Linked DNA regions of Mus musculus: regions 2 and 3 are each linked to region 1. Evidence: chromatin loops called from intact Hi-C (ENCODE). Cell type or tissue: left cerebral cortex. All regions are shown on one strand.

The links. Hi-C counts contacts between places; a loop is a spot of excess contacts. Peaks named below come from ENCODE experiments on the same cell type or tissue, not always from the same donor. Only the 100,000 strongest peaks of a DNase experiment are listed, where the experiment ranks them.
Region 2: a loop joins it to region 1, with 2.1 times the contacts of the local background. A loop is called at or near these places in 12 of 42 quality-filtered maps.
Region 3: it touches region 1 in a loop (4-fold over the local background); 8 of 42 quality-filtered maps call a loop at or near these places.

Annotation. Positions count from the first base shown.
Region 1 is chr19:46,499,387-46,507,386 of GRCm38, reverse strand. It overlaps Trim8 (tripartite motif-containing 8), which reads right to left and starts at 5,739. Exons shown (of 6, transcript NM_053100.2): 1 at 4,374-5,739. The coding sequence starts at 4,943. In left cerebral cortex, CTCF peaks have their summits at 22, 3,212, 4,515, 6,222 and 1 weaker place; DNase peaks (open chromatin) are centred at 5,659, 5,881, 6,519, 7,471 and 7 more places; H3K4me3 peaks cover 7,615 bases; H3K27ac peaks cover 6,377 bases.
Region 2 is chr19:46,448,835-46,456,834 of GRCm38, reverse strand. Sufu (SUFU negative regulator of hedgehog signaling) reads right to left here. Exons shown (of 12, transcript NM_001025391.2): 4 at 6,864-7,006; 5 at 6,171-6,256; 6 at 5,872-5,944; 7 at 3,520-3,673; 8 at 1,989-2,100. Among named protein-coding and RNA genes, the nearest start is that of Trim8, 49 kb to the left of the region's middle. In left cerebral cortex, a CTCF peak has its summit at 4,152; DNase peaks (open chromatin) are centred at 266, 1,555, 4,175 and 4,537; H3K27ac peaks cover 2,166 bases.
Region 3 is chr19:46,568,979-46,576,978 of GRCm38, reverse strand. It overlaps Arl3 (ADP-ribosylation factor-like 3), which reads left to right and starts at 3,797. Exons shown (of 6, transcript NM_019718.3): 1 at 3,797-3,939. The coding sequence starts at 3,937. It overlaps Sfxn2 (sideroflexin 2), which reads right to left and starts at 3,614. Exons shown (of 12, transcript NM_053196.3): 1 at 3,520-3,614. In left cerebral cortex, a CTCF peak has its summit at 3,562; DNase peaks (open chromatin) are centred at 3,708 and 4,928; H3K4me3 peaks cover 2,324 bases; H3K27ac peaks cover 1,400 bases.

The sequences.
Region 1 (8,000 bases):
CACAGAGCAGCCTCTGGGGCAGCAGAACAAAGAGGCGAGAGAGAAAGCCCCCCTTTGTCTGGGTTTGAATGCCAGGCCGGCCAGGGAGGAAGGTTTTCCCAGAGCCAGGGATGAGCTGGCCAGGCCTGCTAGCTCAGCCCAGGGCAGAGGCCCAAGTGGGGCTGCCCACCCAGACTCTCCTGACGCCCCAGCTCTGCAGCACCCACTGGGGCTCTGTCCTAACTCCAACACCCACCACAGGCAACAGCTTACCTTACATGAATCCCAACCTTCTCTCCCTTCCCGAAGAGCCCCAGGTGAGGAAGTCCTAAGGCCCCTGGCAGGCTCACAGCCCACCTATTACCTGTTCAAGCACTTAGCAAGTGGTAGTCTGAACAAAATCAAGGACAGGAAATTCAGTTTGCGGGGGTAACCAGCGAGGCCCAAACAGCCTGCCCTGTACCCCACTCCCATCTCACCTGACACCCACTCTTCTCTCACAGACATAAACACATGAGCATGCTCTCTCCTTCACTCCACAGCCACACAGGAAAGTAGTGCCAATTAAGTCAGTCGTGCACACATCCTTTCTTGGAGATACTCATGTGAGAAAAAAATAAAATTAGTTACAATAGACAGACAGACAGACAGACAGACAGACAGACAGACACCCTGAGTCCATAACTGCTGGCAGGTAGAACAGTGGGAGTGGATGACAGGCTCCTGGCTGTCAGCAGGATCCTGGGGTAGAGGCAGGGGGACTGGATCTCTGCCTGAGGCTTCTCTTAGGTCCCAGAGAGGAAGCCAAAGCAGGCTTCCTTCTCTAAGGACTCAGATGATCAAGGAAAGGACAGAGCTCACACTACCCTCTTCCCCGCACACAGAGCTTCCCCACTCTGCTTTTGGCAGAGGGAAGAGTGTGGGTCTGAACTTCCTGAATCAGCCTGTAACCCCAGCCCCAGCTCAGCAGAGACCTCTAGGCCTCCCCTCTTACACCCGGACGGACTCTCTACAGGGCTTTTGTGTATCCCCACCCCACCCCACCCCATCCCACACAGGTATCGGGTACTCTCACTCTAAGCAACTACAACTCTCAGCAGTGGGACTGTGTTCTCAGAAAACACCTCTTTTCCACAAGAGGGTGGGGGTAAAGCACGTGGTTCAGGCCAATATCTCCAGCCTGCTTCCGGGGTCCTAGACATGACCCAGAAGCACAAAAGCCATGTAAGTTCCAGTGTGCACATCTGCAAAGCCCTTCGCTGCATGACCGGGACTTCTCCTGGGTCCTTTCTATGTTGGGAGAGTTCATAAGAGTGCTCCCAACTCCCATCAGCCTCCCCATGACTAAGATGAACCCTTCAACTTAGAGGCTTGAAGGGATCTTGTCTGACAGTCAGGATTGCTAGGCCTGAGCCCACCAGATGTCTCATGCCTGGGCCCACCACCCAAAGGAAAAACCCTCCAAGGGCACAGGTATGTCCCAGTGAGTGAGCTCAAGGCCCCATCTGCTTGGCACCCAGTCCTCTCAAAGGCAGAATGGGGCAATGTCCTGGCCTGCACGGGCCTAACTCTTGAGTGCCACCCCTTCCTGATGCCCCACCCAAGCCACGGGCTCAAGTACACAAGAGTGGGTACTTGTGAGTATTTGGAGACAGAGCTACTGGAAGGGTTAAGCAGGGTGGGGTGGGGGAGAGGGGTTGTTGGTGTTGATGGTGGTATTGGGTCTCTTGTTGTCGCTATTCTTGTTTTTCAGAGACAAGGTCTCACTATGTAATCCTGACTGGCCTTGAACTCAGAGATCTGCCTGCATCTGCCTCCTCAGAGATGGGATTAAAATTGTGGGTCACCACACCCAGCAACTCAAAACACTCAGCAGCAGCGTTAACTGTTTCCAGCCAACTGAGCCAGACCCTAACCCACTGTGAGGGCAGGTGAGAAACAAGAGGCAGGACATAAGGTTATTTCTGTGCTTTTGCTCTTATACCTTGGAAAATTCTGGTGCCCTTTTCCACAGCACTAGCACAAGACCCTTTCAGGGAGACTCCCTCCAGCATGAGGAAACCAGCTGAGGCAAAGCCCTGTCCTCCTGGATAGCCTCAAGAGAAGGCAGGGTTTTCTAGTCAGCTTTTCCTCACGGCTCAGCTCCTCCCCCAGGGTGGGAGCTCTACCTCTGCATTCAATAAGTCAGACTTCTACTTGAGTGATAAGGGGCTACTGAAGGGTTTTCAAGCCTGGGGCACCAGAGAAAATGGACGTGAGGAACCTGGAGGAAGATAAGCCTGGGGCACAGATGCTGAGCTCACAGAATTGCACATCTGGCCCTAATGCAACTCGCTCTTTCTGAGCTTGCCCCATAGGCATAAGAGCACATGCAAACATGCACACGCGTGCGTGAGTGTGCGTGTGTTCCATAAGCACACACAACAGACACACACCACGGAGCTGCTGACAGAGTAAAGTGTCTGATGAAAGGAACCCCCAGGTCCACTCTACAAGCAAATGTCACCCTTTCCTCCCGATCTTAAAGTAAGACATACCCATTTGAGGGTAAATGTAGGCACACATATTAGGATGTCCTCCTAATACCAAGCCAGGTGTTAAGTTTTCATCCCTACCCCAAGGCATCCCTAGCACTTAAGGGGTGCAGACACATGGGGTATACCACATCCTCTACATTCAGTCCTATCTTCTTCTCTTCCCTTCTACCCACTTTCTACAGCCAACCCCAGGACAGAGACTTGGACAGCCGTCTTTTCTCCAGTCTTTCCCTGCACTTTCCCAGCCTCCACCCCTACAGTCTTTATTAATAGCAGCAGCCTCAACCCTGGGTAAAGTGTGGGCTCTGCCTAACCGGAGTCAGGAGAGGAGGACCACAGGGCTCCTCCACTTCCCCAGGACTTGGCCTTTCCCAGATGCTGGGAGGAGTGACTCCACTTCTCCAACCCCCACACTTCCTTTAAGAAACCAGAGGCCTCTCCTGGCACAAAACCCCAGAGCTGGCCCATGCAATTGCAAACTAATTATACAGCAAATTTTGTTATCCCCGCCCTCAGCCTGCGGTGGCCCTTCTGCCTTTTGTTGGTTGTATATGTGTGGTTTTTAATTGCTAAACAGTGACTCATTTAGATTGGTCCCCTCCTTGTCTCCGTCCAGCCCCCACAACCACCAAGGAAACAGCCCGCATCTACATTCTGGACAGGCCCAGCTTCCTCCTACTGCAGCAGCCTTGTTGGCCTCCAGGGGCCCCCACCCTAAACACACACTCCCAGTTCCTACCAAACCCAGCCCAGCTCCCTTATCTTAAGACCCCTAGCAAGAGCTTTCAAGATGGCTCAGTCTTAGCTCGACTCCTTCTTCCCGGTGTGACTCAACCCAGAGTGGCAAGGGACCCGAGAGGAACCTGGGAGGAGCCCCCTTCCAGTGAAAGGGACGGAAGTATGCCCCACTCCAGTTCCCTAGCCAGGCCCAGAGGCCTAAGAGGGGGAAGGCGGTTTTGACATTGGCTGCTGCAGTAGGGTGTATACAATGGGAGGGGGTGCGGTTCGTAATCACCCAGCCGGCAGCCCAGGGGAGCCAGCTGCCTGAAACCAGATTTCAACGCGGCTCAACCTTAAACCCACAGGACTCTTTTTCCGTCTTCCCCGTCCCCTCCCTAAATGTGGGAGGGCCGTGTAAGAGGGCAGGGCTGGGAGGAAAGAGCCCAGGGTGAAGAAGTCACATACTTTAAGGTTTGTTCATGCCAGGCGCAGGCAGCATTCAAGTATAGAGAGAGCAGCTTTAGCCTGGGGAGCGTCTACTAGGACGGATTAGAAGAGCCGACAGTCGGGGACTCCTCTGGACACCCAGGCCTTGCCCAGCTAGATGCCAGAGTTCTTCTCTATCTCCGGAAGCTCCCCCCAACCCCCAGAGTGTTTCCAGTAGAGCTGAAAACTAACATGGCTGCTTTGTTTACTTCCTCATTGGTATGCCAGCATCATGGATCATGTCAGCCACAGCAGCGGCACCAGGACACTCATTACATAAACAGCAGCTGGAGAAGCAGGACCGGGGTCACTGCCTTGGTGACTTCCCGTAGAGCTTACAGAAACAATGCGGGGGGCGGGGGGGGGAAACTGCGCAAAACAGAAAAGCAACACTCCAAACTACTTCTAACAGCCTCCCCCCAATTCCATAAATGACTGAAGGAGAGATCTTAAGGGCGCAGGTGCGAGAATGCATCCAGCAGCCAGGGCCTTTCCCCCAGGACCTTGCCCCCCAAACTTTTACGGAAGAGTTTGGAAGAGGGCCTCTAGGCTAATGTCACGAGAGTCAGCTTGTGCGGATGGGTGGCTCCCAAGTCGTGTGTGTGTGTGTGTGTGCGTGTGCGTGTGTTCGCACGCGTTCAGTGTACTTGCCCGTATCTCATTCCTCCGTATCTCCACGTCACACACCGAGTGTCCCTGATGCGCGCCGCTGTAGTAGCAGCAGTACTGGCACACAGCCACCTGCTCGGCCTCGCAGTGGTACAGGCGGTAGGCGTTGTGCTGCGGGCAGCTCCAGGCCCGCACGTCGTCCGCCTCCACCAGGAGGTGCCCGCGGGCGGTGGAGGGCTGCTGCAGGTGCGTCTGCACGTGAGACTGGCAGCAGGGAGCCTCGCAGCGCAGGCAGACCTTCTGTGCCGGCAGCGGGGGGCCGCGGCGACAGAACACGCAGTGCAGTGCCGTCGGCGGCTTCTCCACGTGCAGGGCGTTGAACTTCTCCACGATGTTGGTGAGCTTCAGGTTCTTCTCCAGGCCCGGCTTCTGATTGTAGGCCTGGTTGCACTCCGGGCAGCGCACAAGGCCACTGTCCTTGGCCCAAGCCTCGCCGATGCAGCCCCGGCAGAAGTTATGTTTGCATGGCAGCTGCACCGGTTCCACGAAAACGTGCAGGCAGATGGGGCAGATGAGCTCCTCCTCAAAGCAGTTCTTCCAATTCTCCGCCATGGCGGCTGCGGGCAGGGGGCCCGGGTAGACCTCTCTAAGTCCCCAACCCTGGGGATCCGTCTGGTACAGCTGGGGACCCACCGAGCCCGGAGCTCCGGTCCCCGCCGGCCGCGCCAGTCGCTCAGTCACCAGCGCCTTCCGCGTGCCCGCCCCCCAGAGGAGGGAGCCTGGGTCCTCGCGCCGCGCGCGCCGCCGGCTGCGTCTCCTCCTCCTGGCGAGTGGCTAGCGGGAGGCGGCGGGCTGCGCCAGGGCCGCGGCCCGGGCACCAGCCCTGGAGGAGAGCGCTGTGGTCCAAATTCCATATAACAGGCCGCCTCCGGGGCAGCGCGGCTAGGGCAGCGGCGGCCCACGGCCTGCGCTCGGCCCCGCGGCTGACATCGGGGCGCGCCCCGCGGCGCACCGAGCGGGGGAGCCGCACTCTTCCTTTGGCGGCGACAGTGGCTACCTTCTGGCTGGTGCGAGCCGCGCCTTCCTCGCCTGGATCCCGGCCGAGGTCCGAGGGGGCACGGGAAGCTAGTTCGGCCGCGCCGAGGCTGGCTAGAGCCGGAGCCGGCGAGCAAGGCGCGCCAGCGGTCCCCGGGCCGTGGCGCAGGCGTCCCCCAGCTGGCCGGCCGGCTGCGGGTGGCAGGGCGCGGGCGGGCCGACTCCGGGGCGCTGCGTGCGCGCTGGGGCAGTCATTCAGATGAAATTCCAGTCCCCGGCCAGAGACACCAGCCCGCCTCTGCCTTCCTCCTCCCTTCACAAATAGAAACGGAAGGGGGAGGGAGAGAAGTGGAAAAAAAAAAAAAAAAAAAAAGGCAACCAGAGAGGGAGGGAGGGAGGGAGGGAGGGAGGGAGGGAGGGAGAAGCCCGGGAGGTGCTCCGGCCTGACCCCCTCGTCGCTACTTCTGCGCTCCCTGGAGGCCCCGCGCAGGGCGCCCCCGCCGCGGAGAGACCCCACTCCCTGTCCCCGCACTGGGCGGGCGCCTCGCCTGCGCTGAGGAAAACAAGGATTGATCAAACTAGAAAGGAATTTTTCTCAACTGCTAATGAACAGGAGGCTCGGCTCCCGGCCCTCCCCTCCCCCCGCCCGGCCCTCCCCCTTCGCCCCCCCACCCCACCCCTCCCCCCCACTTTCTTTTCTTCTCGGCCTCTGCTCCGGCCTGGAAGGCTCCGGGCTGCGGTCGGAGCCAGCCTGCGGCGGCGGCGGCGGGGCCAGGCCGAGCCAGCCGGGCCGGGTGCGTCCTCAGCGCCCAGCCATCTTGAGCTCCCAGCGGCCGCGGTGGGGACTGGGGGTCCGGGCGCGCGCTTGAGGGTCCTGTAGCTCGCTTTTCCACCCTCCCTTTGGTGGGATTTTTTTTTTCCTCCAAGGGGAGGGCTGGTGGTCTCCAACAAATTAGGAGAGAGAGAAGGAGAAAAATGCCAAGTCTTGATTTCTCTCTACCTCTGCTCCACCCATCCCGATCCTTTCCAAAAAAAAAAAAAAAATCTTTTAAAAAGATTAAAATTGGAAGAAGTCGGCAGAACGACGAGCGCCTGCTGCCCCCAGCGCTGCCCGGGAGACGCGTCCGGGGCGGGCCCGCGCCCGTCGCTCTGTCCGTGGGTCCGTTTGTCCTCCCGCAGCTTCTCAAGTGAGGGGAGGGCGGGCACTCCGGGCAGGGTCTCCGCTGCGGCTGTCGCTTCAGAGCTTTATCCTTAGATCAAAAAAAAAAAAAAAAAAAAAGAAAAAAAAAAGAAAGAAAAAAGAAAAAAAAAGGGGGGAGAGGAAGAAACCACCCCCCAGCCCGAACACTCATCACAGCCACCTTCAGCCATCTTGCGTGTATTATTTCAAGAATAATCTGTTTAATAGAAATAGCTGCGTCTCTGGCCCCCTTCTCCGCATCCTGGGGTCCCGCCCCCTTTTAATAATAATCTCGATAATAAAAATGATCAGCGGGCCGGGCAGTTAGAAGCTGCTTTTTTTCTGTCTCAGGTCTCTCCGCTTTCTTCCCTCTAAGAAGGGACACTAGGGGCTCACGCTGGGGTTGGGGGTGCGGCCCGCCGGTCCCCGCCACCAGCGCAGCGAGGAAGGGCCTCTCTCGCCTCTGCCTGGAGCAGCACGGGTGGGGGAGAGCCTCGGCCCGCGGGACCCACTGACGGGGCACACTGGGCACACTGTCTCCGGCCCCGGTTCGCAGCTGCCCCGCATACAATGGGTTCGAAGCAGAGTGAAGAGGGCAAGATGGGGGCGGGAGAAGGCAGGAGGATTGCGGCGCTCGGGGCTCCCGGATAAGGGCGATAGAAGAGGAGGGGGGAAGGGGTGTCCCTACATCAAGGCTGGTCCCGCTACTCGGAAAGGGGGCGGGGAGACGGGCGTTGGGGGGGGGAGGCGAGGAGAAAGCGGCAGGCGGCGCCTTTAATCAGCACCCGCTGGCTCAGCCCACCCGGTACGAGCGAAATAAACGGGGAGGGGGGAGGGGAGGGGCGTACTTTCCGGAAGTGCTGTTACAGATGCTTTGATTCTTGGCCCCGCCCCTTTCCCCTGTCTGGAATTAGGGCTGTTCCTGAAACGGCTTAGGCTATTGGTCCCTAAGGCGAGACCCCTCCTCTTTGAGGCGTGGCGAACTTCGTGCTCTCACGTGACTTGCACTAACTTCGGTACATTAAACATTGGGTGATGAGGGAGGGGCTCTAGCCCAGCTCCTTAAAACGGCAATAATGCTGCCAGGCTGTGGGACCATTTTTTTTTTCTGGGCCTCTTCAGCTATAGCTCTTTTTACTTGAGAGGAAAGAAGGGGTTTGTCAATCAGTCTGCTCAAATGTCTAGAGAAATTGAGCAGGAAATTGCCAAGGTTCAGCATGGAGCCGGATCTCTGAGATACTTTCCCCTACATCTCTGAAGCTTAAAACTACCTGCTAGCAATCCCTTTTCCTATTCAAAAGACGCTTAAAGAACTGTGAAATATCTAGGGTTTGTTGGTCAGTCAATGAATATACAGTATAACAAAGACCTGTTATATCAGAGGCATTTTTCTAGGTCTGGGGAATTGTCTGGAAAGCTACGTTGTTTTTTTTTTTTTTTTTTTTTTTTAATTT
Region 2 (8,000 bases), 51 kb after region 1:
GAGCGAGACTCTGGGAGCTCTGAGAGCACGCTGGGGTGGTCCTAGCCGGGGAGTGAGGAGGAGAAACCACTGCTCAGCTGCTTGTTAAGTTGGCAAACAGGACCAAGAACCTCAGAGGGAGACATTGTCACCCCTCCGGATGTCAGATTTCAGCTCCTTGGGGACCTTGAGCTGCAGGGAGAGCAGATGACTCCAGACCTATTCTCACTCATGTCTTTATACCAGCCAATGCAGAGCAAAGAGTGGGGACAAAGGGGACAGTCTTCTGCCAAGTGCCCAGCCCACCACTTCCTTACTGCCCAGTTGTGGTGTCTACAGGAACTGAGAGTCCAGCCTGTGCCCCATGCAGTGTCTAGGGACACAATAGTCAGACACATAAACAAGACAGAGAATGAGATATCAGGCATGTCTCAGGTCAAAGAAGGCCAACAAGGGGCTCCCCGAAAGCTCTCTGTCAGAAGCCCTGGCCTTCTTTGAGAGGTGGGAGGGCCATTTGGAAGGTGACTGGCTCCACATTCCATGAGAACTACTGGAGGCTACAAGCCCATTACTGGCCTACCACCAGTGCCAAGGAAGTCGGTATAAGAATTCATACTTGGGGCCTAGGGAGGAGCACAGCTCTGGGTCAGGGTCCAGGCTGCAGGTGGAAAGCTTCCAGATGCCCCATGACACAGCTTGGCTATCTGCTACTGCCAGAGCAAAATCCAAGCAACTTAAGAAAGTCATTGGCTGCAGCTAAAGGCGCTGGGTAGCACTGGAGGCCTCCCCACGCTGTTAGAGAGCTCAGGTTTTCCTGCCTCTGGATGGCAGGTACACCAGGCAAACAACAGTGGCCGGAAGCAAGCCCAGAGTAACCCTGTGGGTACCCTAAGCAGCTCCCAGGGCGCATCCTCAATGCTGACCAGCCAGGCCTCTGCTCCCAAGTCCCTGTAGCAGCTTCCCACGCTAGCTGCAGGCCTCGCCACACAGTCCGGGTCCTCTCTCTCCACACATGCTGCCTATTCCACATACTGTGTTTGCCATCGTGCGCTGCATCACTGATCTTTCCAGGATCATGAATCAGCAACCGCAGCCTGATTCCAAACCCATGGTCATTTTTCAACAAACTGTATATGCAGTCAGATTGCACATACCATGACTGGTTTATTGTTTCCCCCAAAGGAAGGCCCTGTGCATCCCAAATGGCCCCAGGGCTTGAGGTTGCCACACAGACTTCGTAGAGGGTAGGTGGATCACCCTAGTCTTGTAGGATTAGTCCAACTCCTTTTCCACCCTAGCCCGAGCAATTTCCACCCAGGCAGGCGAGGTCCCAGCTCTGAGTGGCCAGCACCCTAGGCCATTATACTGTGCAAGAAGGGAGTTCCCAGCCCACCACTTCCCTTCTAACAAAGGAGGAGGTGGGAGGAGGACAGGTCTGACCTCCGGGGTTGGCTGGTTTCTCCTAAGGACTACAGGACCCTTAGACAGGCAGCAGAGGCCTGCAAAGGACTTGCCTTCCCCTCTCTGGGCCCCAGGAAAGGCAGGCAGGAAGAAGGGCCTCAGCAGCAGGCATGCAACTCAGGGCTAGCCAGACAAGGAGGTCCCTGGGGTTGTAGCTATCAGCCAGAGCCCAGGCTCCAGGAAGGAAGGAAGGGCAACTCTGACCCAGAGTGAGATAAGGAGGGGACTGGCTTAGCACAATGGGCTCCCACAAGGCTCACAGGCCCTCAGTCAGATTTCTGTCCCAACCTGGACTCTCTTCTGTTCACACAGCCCATGTAAATATTTACTGCTGTTTGTACTCATGGTCTGCAGAGTCCCCTTTGAGGTCCTTTGCTACAGTCCACAGATCCGTGTGCCCTGCCTGGATCAGGGCTGCCTTTAAACCTACAGACTCGGGGTCCATTCAACAAGAACCATGTACACTCTTCCCCTCATGCAATCCTCAGGGATGGCCCCTCGAGAAAAACACCGTCCTTTTGTCCTAGCCCCAGAACACAGACACTTACGGAGCCCTGTCGTGGGTGAGGCCGTTCTGTCGCTGAGAATTGATTGGTGGAAGGACAGGTTTGCTGTTAATCTCCAGTCCCCGCCTCAGGGTCTCCCGGATCTGCTCTGTGTCTGCAATGAAATCACAAAGTTGCCGGAAGGCCCTCTGGGCTCCCAGCCTGAGAGAGCCTAGAACAGTGGTGGCAGCACTGGTGAGAGGCAGGGCATGGTCACACGTCAGCAGGCCCAGCACTCACTCAGCAGTGGCGGCTGAAATACGAGTTCAACAAGCTTGAGATCAGCTTGGGTGGGCTACACACAATAAAGGAAGAAAGGAGAAAAGGAGAGATGGATGGGCCGGCAGTACTAGTGGAGAAGGCACGACCAGCAACTTTGCGGTGTGACTTGGTACTGTACAGTGAATCATTTTACAATAATTAAAAAACAAACAATGCTGGGCATGGTGGTACATGTGTGTAATCCCAGCACATGAGCGTGTGAGGCAGGAAATGAGAAGCCAGCTTACGCTGCAGAGAGCAAGAGAGCCTGTCTGCGAGGTAAACAAGAAGTAAAAGAGCAGCGATGACTGCAGCTATAGACATGACTGCCAGCCTCTCTACGGCATTCCTCTGTCAGAAGCAACTGGACGTGAGCCCCTGACACAGGAAAAGAAAAGGGCTCAGATGTTTGCACTAGAAGTTGAAGTTGCGGAGGAGGAGGAGGAGGCAGCTCAGGAATTCAAGGTCATCCTTAGCTTCACAGAAAGTTAGAGGTCAGCCTAGGCTACATGAGACCCTGTCTCCAAAGTAAACCAAGTCAGGTATTTTATTCAAGGCCAAAGGCATTTTATTCTTTGATAAATGAAAAAGAAGAACTGAGAAAGGAAGGAGACAGAAAGCCTTAAACATACATGTATATAAATGGCCACTTTTCCTTTGGCATTAGCCAGGGACAGCCTTAGCAAAACAAAACTAAACAAAACAAAAAAAACCCCACAAGTCCTTCTGGAGCCAAGAGCAGCATGGGAGCATCCAACAGGACGCCACATCCTCCTCCTCCTCCGAGAGCTTACCCAGAAGGCAGAGGCAGAGGGAGCTAACTTGCCACAGACTCTGGGACTGCAGAGGAGGCCAGTGTCGGGCTTCACACTCGCTCCCTCTCATTAAAAGCCCAGGAAGGTTCAAGGAGAGAGGTTCTCAGGCTTGGCATGGCCTTCAGGCCAGAGCTGGGGTCTGTGTCAGTTCTGTGGTGGTGAACATACGCTGTAGTGTCTTTGGGTGGACTGTGTACATTTTCTGTTAACTATTCCATGGTTCATACTCACATACATGAGGTCAGATTCCAAGGGGCAGAGTGTACACACAGAGTATACTAGTGTGTTTGAAATGCACACAGGAAATAGCTACAAACAGGCCAATAATGCTCATATATAGTTCACCCACATTGGAAAAATTCATTTGTCAGAAAATAATCAGAGTGGGCTGCTATTTAGTTAGAGACTTGTCCTGGGGAACCTGGAAGGAAGGGAGCAAGGCAAGGGAAGGTCTCAACCTTTGCCAGACAGCCTCCGAGGCTGTGTGCCGAGGCAGATGCTCCGGCTATCCTCTTCATCCTCCGGAGGCCGGCTGAGGTCATCCCAGGCACACTTGGCACTGACGCCGCTCAGGTTAGAACCGTCTGTCTCAATGCCTTTGTCAACTCTCTCCTGCTTGAAAAGAACCAAAGAGTCAGAGTGCCTTCAGTGAACTCATGTGCCCCAAGGTTACTGACCCTGGCCCAGCCACTCCACTTCCAGTATTAGCCCTTGTAGGTGCTGAGCATGGACAGCTGCTATGAGATCAGGGTCTCATTGACCTTGTTCTGTTACAAGCATAACGGCCCCTGCCAGCCCCTGGACTCCTCTGGGAACAGGGTTAGGGGAGGCAGCAGGAATGAGCCTTGGACACTTCCTTCCCACCAACATCCAGCACAAAGGCCTTTGTGCATCTTTCAGCCCCGACAGCTGTGGCCCTCAGAGCTGATGGAGGAGACAAGACCTATTTCTCTAAGGAAAGGTGGAAGGCTTCCCCTCTTCCTGATCCTCCAACAATGATCATACATACCCCACCTCACCCCCTACAGGAGTTAGGGTAGAAGCCCGCCCTGACTTGGGAACCCATACCTGCAGTTCTTCATTATAACAGCTAGAGGGGGCCATCGCCCCAGAGCAGAAGTGCTCCCTGTGCCTCTATGCCAGCTAACTTTGGCAGAGGGCTCTGGATGGGGTTCGTTTCCATTTCCTAGGCTGCAATCGGGGTCTGAAGGGCAGTGACGGGTGCACACTTCCCCAGAGGCCTTGCCTTTGTGTAGACATTGGCACGCTTCAGTCTAAACTTTCTCCAAATGGCCTCAAGGAAGAGTTGTACTCAAAACATCGCTGGATTTTCTGGTAAAACTTAATTCTGTGGTGCTGGGCTTTGGCTCAAAGGTCATCTGGAAGACGCTAGCAACCTTGTCCATAAACAGCCATACAGGCCAAATAAGCCTCCTGTGAAAAACTCCTCAGAGCCCCCATGTCCCTGTGCCAGTCTGTCCCTCTCCAGGGCTCCTAGACAAGGGCATTGTTCTATGCCTTGGTCACAGATGGTCTCCTATCCATAAGCCACCCGTTCTTCTCTCTTCTGCTGCTTTTGCTGCCTGGATGAGGCAGGCAGGCAGCAGGCAGGACACAGCTCTAGCTGTTTCCGGCAGAGCAGAGGAGAGGGGCTGGAGCTGCTTGGGGAGAACCTGAGTTTTCTTGCCAGCAGCTGCCCTGAGACCCTCAGGGGAAGGGTCTGCTTGCTCTACTAATTCAGGGGACCAAGTTTTTTTCTGAGTATAGGAGATAAACAAGAGCCTACAGAGCCCCATGCTGTGTCCCAGCATGGCTGCAGAACAAGGCTTAGGGGATGAAGCCTCCATGGTTCTTACATAAGCAGAAGCCACACAGAAAGCAGGTTCGAAGCAGAGATACCCCTGGCATCATCGAGACCATTTCAGGGTTAAAGGTACCCAGAAAGTGGAGGAGCCTCATGTGTAAAGGAAGAGGCTGTGTGCCCCAGAACTCACAGGTTGGTAGCAAAGACCCCATAGGTCTGCAAACTACACGCCACTGTACAATTTGAAGTGCCTAGTCGCTGCCATGGCCTGCCTTACAGGCCCATGGGAGCCTTACAGAAACATGTCAAGTTCAGAGATGTCCATGGCCTGCCTCTGCTGCGAGGTGAGCAGAAGGAGCTGGGCTCTGGTGCTTCTACCCCTGCATGGTGTGCAAGAAATGCAGCAATGCTCCGGGGCTTCCAGAATGCAGCTGTGTGCCAAGCAACCATCTATTCTAAACCACAAAGTGACACTGACACTGTCCCAAGCAGTCACAGTAGTGTCAGCTGCAGACTGGCAGGGTCTAACGACTCTTCCACACATCAGAGAGTGCCAACCTACCTGGGCAGGGCTGGGGAGTGAGTTAGGAAGAATGACAGGATCATTAGACCAATCAGCATCCTGCAATGGGCTGTGGGGTCAGCATAGCCTGTGCTGCTGTCTGATACAGGGGAGGGCAGCTCCCTGAAAATGTGGTAAAATGGAGGAGTAGGGAAAGAAGCAATATTCCTTATGATTACCTTTCTTTGTTGGTGGTGATCTAACTTTAAGTTGATATGTAACTTACATATAATAAAGTCCATTCTTTTTAAATGCACACATATATGTGTCAGGCTTGCTTTTCTGGGCTGAAATCTCTGTTTTCCTATGTGAGCTGTAGAATTCAGGCGACAGACCATGCCTTATCCTACTGGCTCACACACAGAGCTCCTCCGCTCTGTCAGGATGAAAGCCAGTGGTATTTGGAAGAGTGTGCTAGCAAGGTTTTCCTCACTCAAGACATACTTGCAGGTGCGGATCGATCTCAAATATGGTTTCTCCCCGCCGCATGTCAGTTATCAGCCAGGGACCGCCAGCACTGTGGACAAGGAGAGACGGTGGTAACTGGGGGCCTGCATTGATCGGCAGACATAGCCTTTGCTGTCCCAGGCCCAGATCATAAAGGGAAATGTTAGTGGTCGGGGACCACAGAGAACTGAGTGCCCCAAACAGCAAAGCAAGAACTCTACAGGTGGGATGGAGGGAGGACAGCCACCCTGAAGACCCAGGGTCCAGGCCTCCACCTTATGGGGACATGTACTCACATGGGCACTGTCCGTAGTAGTTCCAGGATGCCCTGCCCGTTCCACTGTTGGGCTGAATGTAACTCCTCAGTGCAGACACCAACAATCTGTGGCCCAGGATAAGAAGCCACTGTGGTTTAATGTCCATCCCTCCAACTATCTGTGCTTTTTCAGGGGTGTCTTAAGTAGGGGACACATAGGTAGGGTCTGTTTCAAGGCTGGTGTCCCCAAAATGTAATGGCTCCCTTAGGAGGTGCTTGCCTAGCTAAGGGGTTCCTGAGTGCACAGACAGGCACAGAGCCTACCTAGCTCTTGGCTACAGAAGAAACAACAGGCAGATTATGCCTTAAGTCAGGGGAAGTCGTCCCTAAGGCCAGGGGTGGTCAGGTAGCTGTTCCCACAATAGCGACACTTTTGTGTAAATCTTGAGGACACCAGCTTAACCTTCTTCACCTTGACCTCGTTAGAACTGCAAGCATGAGCTGCAGCTGGGGAGAGTCGCCCACTGGGGAAATAGGACTTAAGCCTGGAGCTGGCTTTCAGCTGGGAAGTCTGTCCTGCCTCTGGCCCTGCAGTGTGAAATCAGATAGCCCACCACAGGGAAAAGAAGACCAAGGGGAGTCTCCTGCCCTTTATTCTCCCCCTCCACGTTCCCCTCTGTTCTGGACTTTTCCCACAAGGATAAACTGTCTGAGACCTCTGATGGCACCTCACCTGGAGGAAAGTCACTACCCCAAAGGGTGTCCGCACAGGCTGCATCTGTGGGTCCTCCGTCAGCAGCATGTGCTGAATTCTTGACTCACTGTTATCCAAAGGGCTGTGCCAAGACACATGGTCCCCGCTACAGAAGGTGTTCTCTGTGGAGAGACAGACAGGAGGACCCTCAGCATTTGGATCCAGGCCTGGAGACTGCCCTGAGACCTCAAAGCCCAGGTTGGAAGGCTCCTCACTCCCCAGGCCTCCTAGAGCAGCCGGATGCACCCACTCCCAATACAAGCAAAGAACTACAGCTACTCCCCAAACACCAAATGGTCCAGGATGGCCCAATCTGTTTGACTTCACTGGAAAGGGTAGGCTGCTGGTGTGCATACTCACTTGGCCTAGGAAGGCCAAAGACTTGCAGTGTCTGCTGGGCTTCTCCAGCCCCACTACCCACGGGGGAAGGGCATGAGCAAGAAGCCAAGAATGAGGTGCTTTCCAGTGGGGCCAGCGGACCATCAGAGGGTAAGGGAGCTGGGAACAGTGGGAAGCCTTCTTGGAAAAACAACCCAGGATTTCTCTGCTGGTGAATCAGCACAGAAAGGAAACATGCAACCCCAGCCCTGGAGATCCGCTGCCAGTCTCCCACAGGCAGACTGAGGATTTCTGAGGATCTCTGGAGACTTCAGGTAAATGGAGGTCAGGATAGTTCCTTGCCCACCTCAGCAGACTGTACAGCCTCAGGGGTGGGGAGTGGGGGGGGGGGTGCCTCTGTGACAGCACAGTAACACAAAGGCCCGTTACTTAAAAATAAAGTACCAGAAGTAGGAGGAGCACATGCGTGTAATCCCAGCATCAAGAGGGAAGGCAAGAGGACAACTGAGTTGAGGCTAGCCTGGGCTACCTGCCAACAACAAAAACCCAAACAGAACATGTCTATGGCAGCAAACCCTTAGGGAACATTCCCATGTGGTATAAGTCACCCCCAAACCTGTCTCTTGTCATGAACACTCAGCACGCGTGGCTTTAACCAGTTCACATGCAACCACAGGTGCCCAGGCTGGCCCCCAATTCCCTATGCAGCCGAGGATGACCTCAAACTCTGAACCTCCTACTTTCATCTCCAAGTGTTGAGGCTACAGACATGTGTCA
Region 3 (8,000 bases), 70 kb before region 1:
CAACAAAGCCACACCTCCTAATCCTTCCTAAACAGTCTACCAGTGTAGAGAACTAAGCATTCAAATATATGAGTCTATGGGAGCCATTCTCTCTCTCTCTCTCTCTCTCAAGATTTATTTATTTATTTATTTATTATTTATTTATTTATTTTAAGTATATGAGTACACCATTGCTTTCTTCAGACACACCAGAAGAGGGCATTAGATCCCATTACAGATGGTTGTGAGCCACCATGTGGTTGCTGGGAATTGAACGCAGGACCTCGGGAAGAGCAGTCGGTGCTCTTAACCACTGAGCCATCTCTCCAGCCCATATGGGGGTCACTCTCATTCATACCACCACTCAGGGGTACAGCTCTTGCAGACCACCCCAAGACTTCAGTTCCCAGCATCCACGGGGTGGTTCCCACAATCATCCATGACTCCAATTCCAGGGGAATCTAACACCTTTTGACCTCTGTGACCACCAGACACTAGTGGAGTGCACATAGAGGCAGGCAAACATTTATATAAAAGTCAAAGGAGGCTGAGCAAACCCCACACACTCTTTTTAATCCCAGCACTTGGGAGACAGAGCCATGTGCATCTCTGGGAGTTCAAAGACAGCCAAAGCTACATATTGAGACTCTGTCTCAAACAAACCAAAACCAACCAACCCACCAAATAAATAAAGTAAAATGTTTCTTGTTTTAAAACAAGCTCAGACAAACCTGGGCGATACATTGAAACTATCTATCTGGGGGGGGGGGAGGGGGGGAGCCTGAAAGGTGAGTAGATGGACAAGGGCAATTGTCACCCAGCCTAACTTGTTCACTGGCTAGAACTTCATGGTGGAAGGAGGAAAGGGACTCCTGCAAGTAGTCCTCTGACCCCGCTCACTCGTGGGGTGTCAGTCCAAAAGACACTCAGGAGCTTGGGCACACAGAAGTGTCTGCTGGCCTCAGCCTCACTCACCTGTGACTCCTCCCAGCTTTTCTTACCCCACCCCTACCCTAAACTTCCTCAGCTCAGGAAAACCAGCTTCCCTTCCTCCAGCTTCTCAATCCTATAGAACACCACCCCTACCCCTCCCCCACCCCTCCCCCACCCCCCGCATGCGCCATTTCAGCCATGGGCTCTCTTGACCCCTCTTTGGTCTTCCTCCCAGGGCCTGGTTTATTCTGCTGGCCATGTTCAATGTGTTACTCTCTCTCCCTGCTCTGGACTCCCCCAGATGCTTCTAAGTGTACTTCCGGTCATATCTACAGTAAAATCTTCTCCTCAACCATAACCTGGAGTGGTCGTATCTTCACTCTATACACAAGGTACTGGATCACCACACACACACACTTTTTTTTTAACTCGAGATCAATTATGAGAGACAGAGCACAAGAGAGAGAGAAGAGAACAAATGAAGCAGACTAAGAGTGATCTTCCCTAGAGAAAGCTCATCTCCTCCAGCAAGTGGGACCAAAGCTCAGAACAGACCCATAGTCACAGTTCTGAGGTAAGAGTACTTGCCCCCATAGAATATTTGCCCTGTGGGCACTTGGCCAGGGGAGGTCCAGGCAGCTCAAAACTCTGCAAGAGCAGACCAAAGACCACTGAAATAGCAGACTACCGTCAGGTTGCCTAGAACAAGCAGGAGAATGACGGTAATAATTAAACCAGCAGGCCCAGGCTCCTGCTTACAGACACACTCATCGGGACTCCAAGGTAACAGTGAAAACAGATACCGTGCTACCTGAGGGAACCCTGAATGTGCCTTTTCCCACAAAAGGGCCCCAGTGTGAAGAGCAGTAGATTAGTAGATAAACGGAAGGGGAGGGGTCTCTAATCTAACAACTCACCTAGTGCCTCTTTTATTCTTCCTTTTCCTTTTTTTGAGACAGGGTTTCTCCATGTAGCCCTGGCTGTCCTAGTAGACCAGGCTGGCCTCGAACTCAGAGATCCAGCTGCCTCTGCCTCCCAAGGGCTGGGATCAAAGGCGTGCGCCACCACCTTCTGTCTGATCACCTTGAACTTCTTTAGTCAAGATTCAGAATTGACTTTTCCCTCCAAGGATCCGATACAAGTAGGCAGGTAGCAGATGTTTCTGACTGTGGGGCTGGAGCCATGGCTCAGCACTTTAAAGAGCAATCGCTGCTCTGCAAGAATCCCTGGGTTCAGTTTTCAGCACCCACCTGGTGACTGACAGCCACCCATAACTCCAGCTCCCGGGTACCAAAGACACATGTGATGATGCACTTACATACATGCAGACAAAACATTCATATACGTAAAGCAAATAGTTTTAAAGGTTTTATAGAAAGTTCTTTACTTGGTTGTAAAAAAGACCTGAAAGCTTCGCACTATGTACCCAGTGCCCAGAAGTACCCAGGAAGGAGGCAGTCCTGTGCAAATTTAGGGCCAGTATGGTCTACATAGTTTTGTTCCAGGCCAGCCAGAGTTCCATAGTAAGACTCTCAAAACAACAACGACAACAAACCTGAAAACCCATACTGGAAAAATCTGCCTTTGTTTAAGTAATGGCAACTAGGTTGGTGAAAGAGGTAACGCCTGAACCCCAGATTAAACTATTGATAATAATAATAATATGTCACCCTTTCTTTGCGACAGGAATTGCTCTCTATGTACGTGACATACATGGACCTGTAAGATAGATAACAGGTAAACACACATCAACAGACTTCCAGAGATACCACTTCTACCTAAACTATGAGCTGTTGGAAGAGTTCTCTGCTTATTAACAGGTATAAACAGCTCTGAGGTGTGGGGTGTAGTGTATGTAGGTCGGTGGCAGAGTGCTTGCCTACCCTGTACAAACCCCTGCATTCTGAGTTCAGTCCCCGGGGGCAAACAGCACTCCTACCTGGGCCACAGTGTTTACAAGCAACACTATAAAATAGTTTACAAGTAAAAAAAAAAAATAGTTTACAAGTTAGTTCAAGTCCGGACTCTTATCATCTACAATAACCGATTTCTAGGGTTGTAAGGAAATTAAACCTCATATAAAAAAAAACATTCCACTAGGAAGAATGCAATTTCCACGAAGGCAGGTTGTCGGGAACCAACATGCCACAAAGGTCCTGTGGTCGGCCCTGGGCGTGAGAGGAGCGGGAGGTAGCGCTTGCAGTCTAACCCGGTTTAGCAAAATCCAGCAGATCCCAAACAATCTAACACTCCCGCTGCCAGCTAACCTCAATGCTAGGGACCGGTCCCCAACCTCCCTATCTCTCGCCCTCTCTCAGGCGACCTCCCCCAACACAGTACAAATCACCTATCCTGGATTCTAACAAGAATGTGGAGATAGAGACGTAGCCGCAACTCCTGAGCCCTAAAGCCTGGCACCCGAAGACAACCGGGGTCAGAAGGGAAGAATCCATTGGAGCCCTGGTGGGTCCCTCCGGCCACGCGGCTTCTGCAGATGCAAGTCCAGCACGCAGCGCCTGGCAGCCGCAACAGAGCAGAACCACGCTCCCTTCGGAGGCGCGGGGATTAGGAGTAGCTGTGCATTTGGCTGCACTTGCGAACTCTTACCTGGTCCCAGAGGGATGCACCCCGCGACTGCCACCAGGCGAAGCTGACCAGGAAAGCAGAACTGAAGTGTCGCGGCTAGGCCCGGGAACCACCCCCTCGCCCTACGCCCCCACTTCCGACCAATCAGAGGCCACAGGCTCCGGCCAGCCACGTGGGCGGCTTTGCACCTCCCGCTGGGTCGCTCACCAGCCCGCCCCGCCCTCCCGCCCCTCCCGAGACCGCCTGCGCAATGGGCGGGCGCTTTGGCGCGCTTGCGCACTTTGGGTAGAGAGGAGCAGAACCCCGCCCCATCCCGCTGCTCCGTTCCTCCGCTGTGCGTGCGAGGGACGTCAGGGGCGGCGCCGCAGCAGTTACCCCTGGTAACGGGGGAGGCAGGAGGAGGAGGCGGAGGAGGAGGAGGAGGGACTCGGCTTGAGGATGGTGAGTGTGGGGGCCCTGGCCCCTCCAGAGCTGACCAGTCACCCCCCCTCCTTTCACCAGTCCCAGGGCGGGGCGCTGCGCGTAAAGCCGAGGAGGACGTGGGATGGGGCTCGCCTTGATCTTTGGGGTTCTAGATCGGTTTCAGGGGCGAAGGAGGAGCCCCTAAAGTGGGCCTGGAGGGAGGCCTAGGCCTGGAGAGAAAAGAGGGGTTTGCGATAGATTCGAGGCATGGAGTGCTTGGCTAGCGGGGAAGCCTGGGCACCATCATCTTTCTAGGGACTGGGATGAAGGCGACTCTAGAGCTGCGGAGATCAGACCAAGCTCTCAGATCTTACTGCAGAGTCGACCTCTCGGCGCCTCGGGACTGTGGGGTTCATCTGAGAACCAGCCAAAAGTGGGAGAGGCGCGGCTCTACTGTCTTTGAGATCACCCTGGCAGCACCAGGGAGCTGTAACCTGGCTTTCCTAGATGCTCGCGTCTCTGAGTGAGAGGTGTGTAGGGAGTAAGTCCCAGGACAATAAGAGGTACCGCTGGGAATGGATGTCTCTGTGGTGGGTGCGCTCCTGCAGTCCCAACTTAATCGCTGAAAGTTCTGCGAAGAAATAATGGTTGTTGATGAGCGATTTTTTGCTCCGTATTTATTCCATGTAGATAGAAGCAAATTAACCTCCCGTGTCCTAGCTTTTCCTTCAAATTTGCAGTGTCCTTTTGCCTGAGGCCACAGGAGGACCAAAGGTCTTCACCTCAAACTAAAAAGAATGAACAATAGAAAGTGAGCATCAATTTGAAGCAAGCCTTGTCTCCGTTAACCTTAATTAAGGCTTTTCCAAAGTGTATGATGTGTGACAGATTTTTGACCAGAAACACTCGGTTCCTTGTTGATTTTTTAAAATCGTTATTTTATTTAATGTATATGTATGGGTGTTTAGCCTGAATGTATGTTTGTGCTCCACGTGTGTGCCTGGTGCCTGCAGAGGCCAGAAGAGAGCTTTGGTTGCCTGGAACTGGAGTTACGGATGTCTGGGAACCATCGCGTGGATGCTGGCAAATGAACACTGAGCGTTGCTGAACATCTCTCTGCCCTTGTTGATTCTGTACGCGGTAGATGGAGAGTAAAAATGAAGTTATGGGGAAATGAATATTTTTAGAGCTAGTCAAAGAAAACTTGATATTAAGGCATTTAGAACAGGTTGGTTGGCTTACTAACTGCTCCGAACAGGTTCCTGTTGCCCCCCCCACACACACACACACAATATTTTTGTGAAAATATTGAGGCATTTCTGTTGACTTAAGAAGCAAAGCCTAGGGCTGGTGAGATGGCTCAGTGGGTAAGAGCACCCGACTGCTCTTCTGAAGGTCTGAAGTTCAAATCCCAGCAACCACATGGTGGCTCACAACCACCCATAATGAGATCTGATGCCCTCTTCTGGTGTATCTGAAGACAACTACAGTGTACTTACATATAATAAATAAATAAATCTTTAAAAAAAAAAAAAAAAAAAAAAGAAGCAAAGCCTAGGGCTAGGGGTATAGCTCAGTGAGTAGAGGTTTGCTTAGCAAGCACTAAATCCTGCATAGAACTGAATGTACTAGTACTTGCCTACAATCCCAGCTCAAGATGGAGGCAGGGGGATCAGAAGAAGTGCAAGGGCTACGTATTGATTTCCAGGCCAGTCTGGGATAAATGAGACATGTTCTCAACTAAAGAAGAAAATAGACAGACAGGCAGGGGGGAAACTACACATCTTCTTTGGTCATACTATTGAGCAAGTGAATTTTGACAAAAAAACAAAAATTCACAGTGTCAAATTGTTAAGTAGAATTATTTAATCTGAGGTTGTCAATCACACTTCACACTTGTTACATTTACAGCTCTGCCTAACCTCGGGCTAAACAGATTTTAACTAGTGTTTTCTTTTTATTATTTATACATGAGCTGCCCATTTAAAGGCTAAGTTTATCTTAACAAATGAGTACAGATATAAATATTTACACAGAAAATAAGTGGATTTGAGAAAGGAGCCCTGTAACCCTGTAACCTCAGCACTTGGGAAGTAGAAGGAGGAGGAGCAGGAATTCAAGACCAGCCTGGGCTACATAAGACTCTGTCTCATAATAAGTGGGTAGTTTTTAAATTAATGAAAATAATTAGAACCGCAATTTAAAAGCCTTGCCAGGCTGTGTGTGGTGGCTCATGCCTGCAATCCCAGTCTTCTCAATGCGAAATTAAGAGGATCACTAAGAGTTAAGAGCCAACCTGGGCTACAGTTAGTTCCAGGTCAGCCTCAGCCAGAGGGAGGGAGATCCTGCCCCAACAGCCACCCCCTTAAAAGAAAGAACCACATGCCAAACCAAGAGGAAATAACTAGTTATAAATGAGAAATGTGAGAGTTAACTAACTTTCTTCAGTTTATCAATTGAGTACAGTACATAATTTTATTATTGCTTAATTTATAACTAAGTCACAGTAAATGAACCACTGCTCATGTTTCTAGGTGCAAATTGGCACTGTATTTAAGTAGATAACAAATTGACCATATTTATACAAGAGAGTTGGATACCACTACAGTAGTCACGGTATTTGATGCTCAAAACAGAGTTTAATATACATAAATATATATGTATATATGTGTATATATATGTATATATATATATATATGTATGTATGTATATTCACTGTACTGGCTAGTTCTGTGTCAACTTGACACAGGCTGGAGTTATCACAGAGAAAGGAGCTTCAGTTGAGGAAATGCCTCCACGAGATCCAGCTGTAAGGCATTTTCTCAATTAGTGATCAAGGGGGAAAGGCCCCTTGTGGGTGGGACCATCTTTGGGCTGGTAGTCTTGGTTCTATAAGAGAGCAGGCTGAGCAAGCCAGGGGAAGCAAGCCAGTAAGGAACATCCCTCCATGGCCTCTGCATCAGCTCCTGCTTCCTGACCTGCTTGAGTTCCAGTCCTTGGTGATGTACAGCAGTATGGAAGTGTAAGCCGAATAAACCCTTTCCTCCCCAACTTGCTTCTTGGTCATGATATTTGTGCAGGAATAGAAACCCTGACTAAGACAAGTTGGTACCAGGGACTGGGGTATTGGCTGTGATAGGCCTGACCATGCTTTTATTTGAAAGAATGTGGATTTTGGGACTTTGGATTTGGAAAATAGTGGAATGATTTAAATGGGGATTAATGGGTCATCCTAGTTGGAATATGGAAGACTTTGTTGCTGGAAGTAATTTGAACTGTGTTGACCTGGCCCAAGAGATTTCAAAGGAAAAGAATTTCAGTATGTGGCATAAAGATTGTTTTTGTGGTATTTTGGTGAAGAATGTGGCTACTTTTTGCCCTTGTCTGAAAAGTCTGTCTGAGACTAAGGTGAAGAGACTCAGATTATTTTCATTGTCAAAGGAAGGTTCAAAAAAGCCCAGCAGAGACTTTGTTCTCTGGTTAAGTCTCATGAAGAGAAGTTTGAACAAGCATAGCAAGCTTAGAAAGGAAAAATATAAATTATATGGTTCGAGTATTAAAGAGGTACCAGGAAGTGAAATGGAGCAAAATCTTGTGTTCTAGGAGATGACAGATTAAGGGAGTAGGACCTTGGGGCAAGATCCTCCCCAGCTAAATTTAGATCCAGGCATGGTGGTACTCATCTTTAATCCCAGGAGACAGGCATGCTGATATCTGCATTCAAGGTCAATCTGCAGAGCAAGATCCAGGACAGCCAAGCTTAGGCAGTGAAGGATTTGGAAAACATAAAGCCAGTGATAATATAATAGTACAAGGGGATCATGTTCTAGTTCCTGCAATCAGCAGAACTCGGCAGCTTCAGCCATGTGGCTCTGGCTCTAGAGTTAAGAATGGAAGGAACTACTGGGACAATTGAAGCTGGTTAGCTGGAGCTAAGAAATTAGCAGTGATTAAGAAGAGACCAGCATCACTAAGGTGAAATCTTCTGGGAATTGTTTTCTGGGAGCACAAAGAAGCTATGTTCCAGAGATAGCCAAGGTTGTACCTCATGCTGCAGCTGGATTTGGTAATGTGTAAGAGTCACCCAGGTGATATTTGTT